2 separate regions of the Homo sapiens genome follow, and region 2 is linked to region 1. Evidence: chromatin loops called from intact Hi-C (ENCODE). Cell type or tissue: IMR-90. All regions are shown on one strand. Each heading gives the region's core, and the rest is flanking DNA. Links, peaks and the distances in the headings are about the cores only.

Region 1 (5,381 bases), core at 128-5,127:
ATCCGAAAGGGAGGAGTATGACTCTTTCATTATGTCTTTCCCTTTCTCACTAGTGGCCTGCCATCCTGCAGCTGAAAGACTTTCTTATTTTCTTGTCTTTCAAATTCTAACCTGCCTTCAAAGTCCAACCAAACTTCTTTTCCCTTCCATGATGTTTTGAATCCCGACTCTGCCACCTAGTAGCTGGATGACCTTGGGCAACCTACTTAAGCTCTCTGTTTCTGTTTGTTCATCTAAAAAGAAGTGAATATTCTAATAATGCCTGCATCATAGGATTGTGAGGAGAATTAAATGAGTTAGCATCTGGTTAGAGCACTCAGAACTGGTAATGGCTATATAACACATTAAATAAATACAAATGTGTATGTTCCCTAAGTATGCCAAATTGGAATATATCTCTTACCCTATGTTCACTACTAATATATCATAGATATAACCTTTATCTCCTCCATTTATTAAATTATGTTGTCGCTTACACTCCCAAGTAGGACATCTGTTAGCCACACATGGTCTGAAAGCTCATTGAAAGTAAAGGTCACATCATGTGTTTCTTTATATCTCCACAGTCCCTACTATCAGCCTTACCTACTGGAGCTATGCACGTAATGATTTAAGCATTGATTTGCTCCTGGCTTTCTGGATGTGCACCCAGATTCTCTAATTCTCAATCTCACCATCTCTGCTTTATTTCTAAACCTCCCCTCACTGATCTTCTCCAGGGGCTTGGTGTGTGTGCTACAATCCACCTCTCTTGTTAGCCATCTCTGAGCGCTACATTTATCAGGGACAGTGGGTGTTGGCAGGCAGACAAGAAACACAAATCTGTAGACAGCGCCACCACAAGCCAATCTTGCCAGTACAATTCCGCAGTTTGCTGACAGACGTGTGGTGATTTTCCAAGCCTCTAATATGGAATACCATAGGGCCTTTAAGGAGAAGTAGTTGAAGATTGGGGCAGCTGGCGATTTCCCCTCCATTTTCTATCTTTGAAAGGGCATGTGCCTGACATTTGACTCTAAAATGATCTGGGATGCCATAGCTGTCACATAAAGAATGGTCTAGCAATAGAGTGAAGTTTTGGATTGGAGTGGTGTGAATGCTTCAGCAAATCTTCTGAAGACCATCCAAAGCCACACATAAATAATGAGTTTGGAAGGGCAACAAGAATGCATGGGATGTGGCCTTCTGAATCACCCATATAGTGTTCCTGGAGTGGTGGGATATTTAGGATAAAGGATCATTCGCAAAAACTCATCAGGGTGTGTGTGGGGGGTGGGGGAGCAGGAATTATTTGAGCACAGCGTTCCAGTGCAGTTTGAATTTCCACACAAATCCTCACCCTGATGCTGTGACCTCAGCTGAAGCAGAACAATCAGTGTGGGGGTGGATAATTTCCACAAATTCATGAACTGTTTTACACTAAAGCAAGCTCAGACATCCTTAATCAAAAAGCACTTCTAACCACACATCAGTGAGTGTGTAAGATAGCCCCCTCTTTTTCATAACGATGGTGTACTTTTTTTTTTTTTTTTTTTTTTTTTGAGATGGAGTCTGGCTCTGTCGCCCAGGCTGGAGTGCAATGGTGCAATCTTGGCCCACTGCAAACTCTGCCTCCCAGGTTCCAGTGATTCTCCTGCCTCAGCCTCCCCAGTAGCTGGGACTACAGGCCCTTACCACCATGCTCAGCTAACTTTTGTATTTTTAGTAGAGACAGGGTTTCATCATGTTGGACAGGATGGTTTCGATCTCTTGACCTCATGATCTGCCTGTCTTGGCCTCCCAAAGTGCTGGGATTACAGGCATGAGCCACCGCACCTGGCCAGCTAGGGCTTACTTTATGGTCTAGGGAGTTTCATGGGAGTCAAAAAAGAAGTCACACAAATGCTGCTCTGATAATTTTGTCAACTGGGTGGAAACGACAAGTTGCAAATCTCCTTATTGTTTTGTCCCTCCACACTTATGTCAAGAGTAGCTATTGGCCAAGTTCACTCCATGAAGAGTAAATCATTCCTCTGGCCCAACAAAAGGTTCTTTTGCAACACATAACATTTGTAAGCTAGTGATGGGCTCAATGGACACTGGCCAAGAACTTTAATCATCTGCACCACATGCCTAAAGGGCTAACTCACCTCAAACAGGCTTACAGAATGAAATTCAGACCCTGGAAAATTCTGGCTCTAAAGACAGGAAGCTCCACCTCTAGAAGGCTCTCCACGCTTCAGACTTTTGTTTCTTCATCCATCCTATCCTGTATTTCCTCATGCTGAAGCCTTCATTTCTTGAGAACCAGGGTGGTCCCAAAGCAGCAGCACCTGTGTTTTACAGGTGAATTTGAGCTATTTGGCTTTGATACACCTTTTCCAGTTTGTGTTTTGCTGTAGGAGTTTTGTTATTGTAGACTCTCTGTAATTTGCCTTCTGTTTACCTCTCCAATGCGAACTAACTTCTCCTCCACCCTACTCACACTCCACACAAGCCATTCACACAAATACTCTATGATTCCCCACTCCCACCATTTTTTCTATTTGGTCAGTTTTCCCAGAGGCGCGATCTGATCACTCACCCAGGAATGCATTTGGAGGCTGAGACAGATGACCCTCACCAATGAATATGAATGAATGTTTAGTTAGTATTCACAGGAAGCTGAGATTCTCAGGAAGAGAAGACATTGCGAAGAATTCCAATGATGAGAAGGAGAACAATTAGGGGTGGGGTTGGGGGGTAGTTTGGGGCTTTTTTATGTTTAGATGAGAGGCCAAGTTTGGGGGCTTCACGCATGGTAGGCTAGAGGCTGCACTGTTTGAAATTCCAGCCAGCTCAGAGAGGTCTTTCTTGTCAGGTATCAAAGGCAGTGGTGGAGAGGATGGTTGAGCACAGAAGGGATTCCAGGATCCTGCCAACACTCAAGTGCCAAAGTTGGAGTCATCCCCTTTATGACACTTGCAAACCTCTTCACTTTCACACAAGCAGCCCCTCCTTGGGACACACGCCAGCTTGTCCCCCCAAAACTCCCCTTATGAGCCACCTCCTCTAGAGCCCTTTCCTGACTCTCACTCAGCTGCAATGGACCATTCTCTTCTCTGCTACAATCATGTTCTGTGCTTGCCTCTATTTTTATAGTACCTATCATATTTGATCTTTGCAGTAGATTGAATTGTGTTCTCTCAAAAGATATATCCAAACCCTAAGCCCCATTACTTTATGAATGTGACCTGATTTGGAAATAAGATATTTGCAGATATAATTAAGTCAAGGGTCTTTGGATGAGGTCATCCTGGGTTTAGCATGGGCTATAAATCCAGTGATGCGTCCTTATAAGATAAAGGAGAGGGATATGTGACACAGAGACACAAGGAGAAGGCCAAGTGAAGCCGAACACAGAGATTGGAATTACGCAGCTACAAGCCAACGAATCCCAAGGACTGCCAGCAGCCACCAGAAGCCAGGAGAGAGGCATGGAATGGATTCTTCTGCAAAGTCTCCAGAAAGAACCAACCTTGCTGACGCCTGGATTTCAGACTTCTGTCCCCCAGAACTGTGAGAGGTTAAGTGGAGGCTTTTTCAAGCCACCAAGTGTGTGATAATCTGCTATAGTAACCCTAGCAAACTGATCACTTTATAATCATCAGTCTGGATTTTTATCCTTATCACAAGAGCTGTGTGCTCCCAGAGGGCAGAGGTTGTCATTTGTTCATCTTTGGATCCCTCCAGCCTAGCACAAGTGCCTGACACAAACAGAGGCGCATCTGAAAAAAAAAAAAAAAAAAAAAAAAAAAAACAGCCCAAACCAAATGAATGCAGAGGCAAAAGGACCACAGAAATTCTCTCTACAGCAGGAGGACTTCTATTGAATCTATCAGCTATGGTGAAATCATGAAGGGCTCCATGTGAAAAATCAAGAGTACACCACAGGTTGCACTTTAGGTCAGGCTGTTTCTTTACTTTTTGCCTGCAGGTGGACTTCTAGAACTATTGGGTGATGGGAAAAGTCCATGCACCAGTCTACACAGGCACTAAAGTACTTTGGCATGCATCCAACCTTTCTCTCTGAGTCCATGTTAATCAGGTTTACCCAGGAGATAGACAAGTAGCTTGGGTACTCTGATTTAAACCGCATGCCCTCGCGGGAGTCCCTAGAATGAGAGTTCCAATGCTGCAGAGAATCTGTTGTTTGGTTTGGGTGCTTTCTTCTCTCACTGAGCAAAAAGATGGGTTTTTTTCCTCAGGAGGAGGTGAGTGAGTGAGGATAAAATTATTTACTTAGGGACCACCTAGGCCAGGTCTGAAAATTCAGCCCAGGTGGGAAACTTCAGTCCAGTGAGGGTTCTTTGTTTTTGTTAAAGAAAAAGAAATTGCAGATGGACAGCCGAGGAGCATTGGAGCAGATGTCTGAGGCACAAATCCCTGAAGCAGACCCAGGGACCACTGCCCTTTCCTGCTTTCCATCGCCTCATTTTACAGGTGACAAACAGCCTGGCCACTTGTTTAAAGCTCAGGATTTTCTTTTTCCTCCTTCTCTTCTCTTACCCTTTTTTTTTTCTAAAAACCACAAGAGTGTTAGGTGATTTTTCCCTCCCTGCCTAGGGAACATTTATTACAGATGCTTAATCTTTCCCCTCTCCTTGGGGCAGCTCAGGCCCTCATACCAGGAAGGAGCTGAATCGTTGCCTTGGCAGAAACACTGCCCACACAAAAGGGGTAGGTGTTTTTAATTTTATCTTGTTCTATAAGGCAGGCATGGGTGAGAAACAAGCAGTGAGTGTGCACTGAGCAGGCAATGGGAATTAGAAACCATGGAATGGGTACAAAAGAAATTAAAGGATCTTTCCCTGACTTCAGTGAGCTGTCAGACCAACAGACAGACATAAAGGGAGTCAGAAAAATAGAATGTTTTTTGCTAGCAGATGTGTAAAACCTGTAGTATTAGTCCATTCTCATGCTGCCATAAAGAACTGCCCAAGATTGGGTAGTTTATAAAGGAAAGAGGGTTAATTGACTCACAGTTCTACATTGCTGGGGAGGCCTCAGGAACCTTACAATCATGGCAGAAGGCAAAGGAAAAGCAGGCACCTTCTTCACAGAGCAGCAGGATTGAGTGTCAAGTGAAGGGAGAAGCCCCTGATAAAACCATCAGATCTCATGAGAACTAACTCACTGTCACAATAATAGCATCAGGAAAACCACCCCCATGATTCAATTACCTCCACCTCGTCCCACCCTTGACACGTGGGGATTACTGGAATTACAATTCAAGGTGAAATTTGGGTGGACACATAGCCAAACCATATTATTCTGCCCCTGGACCCTCCCAAATCTCCTGTCCTCACATTTCAAAACCAATCATGCGTTCCCAACAGTCCTCCAAAGTCTTAACTCACATC
Region 2 (5,381 bases), core at 213-5,212, 150 kb after region 1:
CAGATAAGAAAACTGAGATTCACACAGTTTAATCATGCTGCTAGTTAGTTGTAGGGCTGGGATGCAAACTCCCAGATCATTACATCTTTCACTGCCATGGCTGAGTATTTTACTTTCTCTTCCTTTCCACCCTTCTAATTTTCCTCTTTCCCTTTTCTCTCCAATTCTGTTTTCCTCTGCTCATTCCTTGCTCCCTTTTTACCTTCTTCCTCCTGCTCAATATGTTTCTCTTCATTCTCTTCAACTCTCTTGTTCTACAAAGGATTTCAGGCAGGACCAAGAACCCTCTAGAATTACAGCACCAACTTTACCGTTCACCCAGCAATTTAAACAGGAACTTAAATAACTCATAGGGAATCTCTTTGCTTTTCTGTGACTCATTTTCTCCAGCTATGAAATAAGAATATCATGTTTGTATTTACAAGAAAATAGAATTGTAAGGGTTCTTAAGCCAGAAGAGCCCAAGGAAATATTGATATAGGACCTACATGTAACCTATCTCTTTAGATCGAATCTATATATACCTTGATGTAGTGATTTAACCTTCTCTTAACATTCTGAATAATGTTAAACTGGCACATTTGAGTTGCAGCCAGGGCATTCTCCCCCACCATCCTTTCTACTTGGGGAAACATGCAAACTAAATATTTTAAGAGCCCAGTGAAGAGTTGAGTCTATTTGGTACTGTAAATAAGGATATCTCAGAAATTGAAAGTGAAAGTATTAAATTCTCTATTTGCAGTCCAGTTTAGGCAGGCAGATGGTAACTAATTTCATTAGCCACTGTACCATGCCTCTTAGTGACCCCTCTCATCTCAATTTTTATTGATTTGCAGATGTTTGAAAGAATATCTGATATCAAAATTACTCTTGGAACAGTGTCTGATCTCATTTCCTCCCCTCCTCTGAAAATTAACGACATGAAGACAAGCTTTCATGAGCACCTGTCTCCAGCCTCCAAGCCATGAGGGACTGGAATGCTTAGAGAACAATGACTTAATAAATGAGGATTTAAATAGTTCCATCCTAGAGAGGCAAAGAAAGGCAATATCTCAAAACCATGTCCCTCAACTCTTAAAAGTATTATTTCTAGTTTGAAAAGAAGAGTCTGGATCAGTCAGCCCCTTCTATCCTGACAAATGATCAGAATAGATAGACCCCTGTGGAAGCTGTCAGTAATTTCTGAGGGGGCAAAACATCTACAGGAGAATGTCACTGGATCATTTCAAAAATCTATGTGTATTTGATTCTAGGACTATGTCTCTTCAGAATCTTTTTTATATCTCCCTAAATTCCTTGTCTGGGATGGTATTTTAACTCATTATTGACTAAACATATGGGATTGTCTATTTTGAGTGGATTCACTCTTAGAAGACACTCTATGACTGGGAGATACCTGCTTACAATGACAAGTAATGTCCAAGTAGGGCAAATCAATCTGGGTCAAGCCTATGTCAATAGACATGTGCTACCCTACTGCACAGAACTGACCTTCTGATACCCAGATGTCTAATAGCCACACATTTAGGGGCCTTATGGTATTATTTATTTATTATGATGATGATTATGATTCATCCCAGCTAATTTAACTGGCTTCATTTAGCTGGGCTGACCTGAACACTGGCCAGCTGCCTATAACAGTGGCCTAGAGTAACCTTCACTTCTCTTGTGAACTTGGCCTGTAGTTCTTTGCTGCAGATGGCCTAGCCAACTAGGATGCTATTGGCTCTTCCTGTGGGCCATTCAGAAATTCTTCAGGGGTCCTTCTGAAGCAAGGAAGGGTGACAGCTTCTGACACATGGTTCAGGACATCTGTTGAGCTTCCGTAGCCTATTCGCTTATTTCTCTAAAGTATCTTTTTAGCACCAAATACTTGCCTCACAAATAAATTGTCAAATGACCCTAGTTTAACAAAGAACCAGGAATTAGTTAGCTTAGAGAGGAAGGTACTTAATCCACTAGGCTACATGTAATTCTCCTAAAGTTTATGACAAATTTTTATTATCTTTAGGGCTGCACCTTTCGTATCTCCCAAATACTGCTGCCAGTATTTTGTTCTTCATTTTAGTAGAGCATAGGAGAGCCAATCAGGTGGCATCTCAGAAGGAGGAGATTGGTGAGAATGTCTGTTACTAAGTAGTGGGCATCATTTGTGCCTCCCTCGTTTTCCTTTTCATGACTGGCATGGAAATCACAATGCCTTCCAAAGAGGCAGAGGCTGAGTCAGATTTTTGCTAGGACAAAGTAAAACTTGGTTTCCTGGGGAGTGTAGCCAAACTGACTCAGAGGTTAAGGATCTAACAATTGCAGCAGGAAAGTCAAATCAGATTTTAGTACTCTTAATCCTATATCATCTTAGGGCTGCCTTCCAGAAGCCAGAAGTGATGAGATCAAAAGAAAAATGCCATCTCCTCTTCAGAGAGTGTGGCTCTGAGAAGCTAAGGACCGTGCCTGGGGGAAATAAACTTGCTCTACCAAGAGTGTTCCAGAATCAAGAAGAAATCTCTTGGAAGAAATGGAATGTCCACTCTTTTCTTGTGTCTGTGTTGGGTCTCCAGGTGGTCCTACGAGGACAGAGGCACAGATGTCAGTATGCATTGCTCATTTCCTCCATATCTTTCTTTTCTCCAATACCAAACCAGAAAGCTTCTCTGTTAGCATCTGTAACCATTTCTAGTTAACATCCACATTCCCTTAAGCAACTGGGAAGTGAATCAAGCAAATGTAGCATCTCTAAGCAAAGCAGTTTGATTTAGGGGGAAAAAAAAACCACTGCCATCTCACCTGGTGAAAACTAGCATGCTAGAAAAGAGCACAGGATGAAGCCTGACTGCCTGGGCTGCTGAGTCAACAATAGGAAAAAGTTTCTCATGCTGAAAAAGCAACCATAGCCCTACTAAACAGTCATACTTTGCTCACCTGCCCATTATAATTACAATGTCTTTCCAGCTGAAATCTAATAACTATCACCAGTGAAGCATCTTTCCTTGCCTTGCATATTCATTCATTCATTTGTTCAGACAACATTTATTTCATGCCCATTTATATGCCAATGGTCATCAATTTTATGACTTCACTTATTCATTCAGAAATTACTCATTTTTGAACCCCTATAAATGGGCCAAGTACTGTCTTAGCTACTGGGTATATGAAGATATAGGAGACAAAGTCCATAACATTAAAAATTTATGGTCTAGTCAGTAATTCACATTTTATTCATTCATCTGGTCATTCATTCATTCATTTGCTTATTCATTTGACAGATCGTTGCTGAAGATCTACTGCATGCCAGGCACCATGTTAGGCACAGGGCCAAACATATTTATCCTAATCTTCTCCCCATCTTGTTTTGAATTCATTGTATCACACAAATGCCACCATCACCACCAAGCACAGAAGCAAAAACAAACCCAACAACTTTTCAGGTTTGGTGTGTGTTTATGTTTGTGGTCATTTTAAAGGGAGAGGAGGGTAGGCTTCAGATGGGTGAGTAAGGTTATTGAGTTATTCCAATGTATTCTTGCACATATGCACTGGTTTCGTGCAGGGTAAGATATTAGAAGGCAGATCCCAGATTCAGGACAGTACAAAGTGAACCTTTAAGTGTTGGTGACTGTGGGACAGTGGGATAAGCTGTCTCACAAAAGTGAGATGTGGTTGGAGGTCAGGTGATGACCCACGAAGGACAGCACAGAACAGATGCTACCCAGGAGACTTGTGACCCCAAATCGAAAGACTTTCTACTCTGAGATTTGATTGCCAAAACAGTCTCCCTGGCACATACTAAGTCTTCAATAAATATTCGCTACATGAATGACTAAGTATTAGGCCATTTGTTGGTCCTTGGCTCCTTGAGGGAGAGAGCTGGGCCCTAATTATCTCTTATAGTCCCAGCACCTCTGTCCCTTCTCCAGGGATCTAGGGAACAGATCTGGAATGCAGGCCCCCACAAGCTTTCTTCTTAATAACCTAGGCATAAACGTTTTCACCATGGGGTTTAGCCACCTGGCAGATTCTCTCCGCAAAGGAGGAATCCTTTAGGGGCATATTCAGTCATCTTTGTTAAATTTCGGGTTCTGTTTTCTTCCCTGATTAGCAAATTGTTGGTTCACCTCCATCACCGTGAGACCTTGTGTACTCAGGGAGCAAAAATTTGTTTTGCTATCAGCTAGAAGGGCAAAATAGCTATATAAAGAAACCAAATAATGCCTTCTCAAACCAAACACTAGACTTGGCTTCTGGTTTAGCTCTGTTTAGGGTTATCTGTGGCCCTGTTTCCCTCCAGTGGCTGGTAATCAAGAAGAGAATGCATGATTGCCCCTGGAAACCAAGTGATAGATCCACAGCACTATGGGCCAGGCACCACTGCCTGAAGAGAGGCTAGAGGCAGGGGAAGCCAGGAGCCGACTTCAAGATTCTTAGGCCACAGGCCACACCATAATTCAGGTCATTGGACTTTGCCAAGGAAGCTTATCAAAGAAGAAAACAGACTTACATTTTCTAGTTCTCTGCTTCTCTCTCAGACTGCAAGCCTTAGAAATTAGACTGGCTTTCTCCATCCTAAGCAGAGGGAGTAGAGGTTTGAGAATTTGATTGTTTGGTAATACAGAATGTGTAGCCTAGTGCAGCACTTAGGATGCCATTCTACTTTACCAGAATAGTTCAAGACACAAAGAATTGTTCAAACTGGAACAAGGGTCTGACCTGCTTGTTTGTGTCATTCAGGGACAGCCCAAGTCTGGCAGAAATAGCAGAAACTTTCTGCCACATAACTCAACCCATTAATTTAGATGAAACTATTACTAAATGCTAATTCTAAACTTTCTGTACTCTGTACACAAAGAAACTTCCAGAATCAATGCATACAGAACAAGGCTTGAGCCATTGAGTCCTGGAAGAACTTTCACAAGGCATTTTGATGGGCAAATATGGGAAGCAATCACCATTCTAGCAAGAGACCATGATCTTTCTGGCAGCAGGAGGAAAATCCAATTTCTGTGACAGCTACAGAAAATGACTGAGTTTGTTTGTGACCATCTCTGAAATTACGTCAGGTAACAAAGAAGCCAATATCTTTTCCCATTATTGACAAAGAGGAGACTGTGTTAAGCCAGCCTATTGGAAAACACTGGGTTTCCTCTGGCTTTTATCTGTAAATGACCACCGCTGGGAGTTAAGGGCTACAACTCTTCCTTGGGGAAACCCCATGTCATGATATGAAAGACTCGGTTTGAAGTGGGCCCAATTCTTGAGACGGTCATCCTTTCTAGTTGTATCACCACTCATTTCAGCAAAAAGGCAATGCAGTATGAATTCAAGGAAGAAAGGCAATTTCCTTTAAAATATTGTGGCAGAGTCTCCTTTCTCCAGAGTCAAGCCTT

Evidence for each region. A loop is a pair of places that touch in the nucleus more often than their neighbours do. Peaks named below come from ENCODE experiments on the same cell type or tissue, not always from the same donor. Only the 100,000 strongest peaks of a DNase experiment are listed, where the experiment ranks them.
Region 2: it touches region 1 in a loop (2.7-fold over the local background); 2 of 110 quality-filtered maps call a loop at or near these places.

Annotation. Positions count from the first base shown.
Region 1 is chr17:56,140,408-56,145,788 of GRCh38, forward strand. It overlaps a transcript of ANKFN1 not described here. Among named protein-coding and RNA genes, the nearest start is that of ANKFN1, 10 kb to the right of the region's middle. In IMR-90, for the core only: no CTCF peak of the experiment used is centred there; a DNase peak (open chromatin) is centred at 2,084; H3K27ac peaks cover 1,322 bases.
Region 2 is chr17:56,289,970-56,295,350 of GRCh38, forward strand. The region is part of intron 3 of ANKFN1 (ankyrin repeat and fibronectin type III domain containing 1); the gene reads left to right. Among named protein-coding and RNA genes, the nearest start is that of ANKFN1, 140 kb to the left of the region's middle. In IMR-90, for the core only: no CTCF peak of the experiment used is centred there; a DNase peak (open chromatin) is centred at 2,272; H3K4me3 peaks cover 246 bases; H3K27ac peaks cover 648 bases.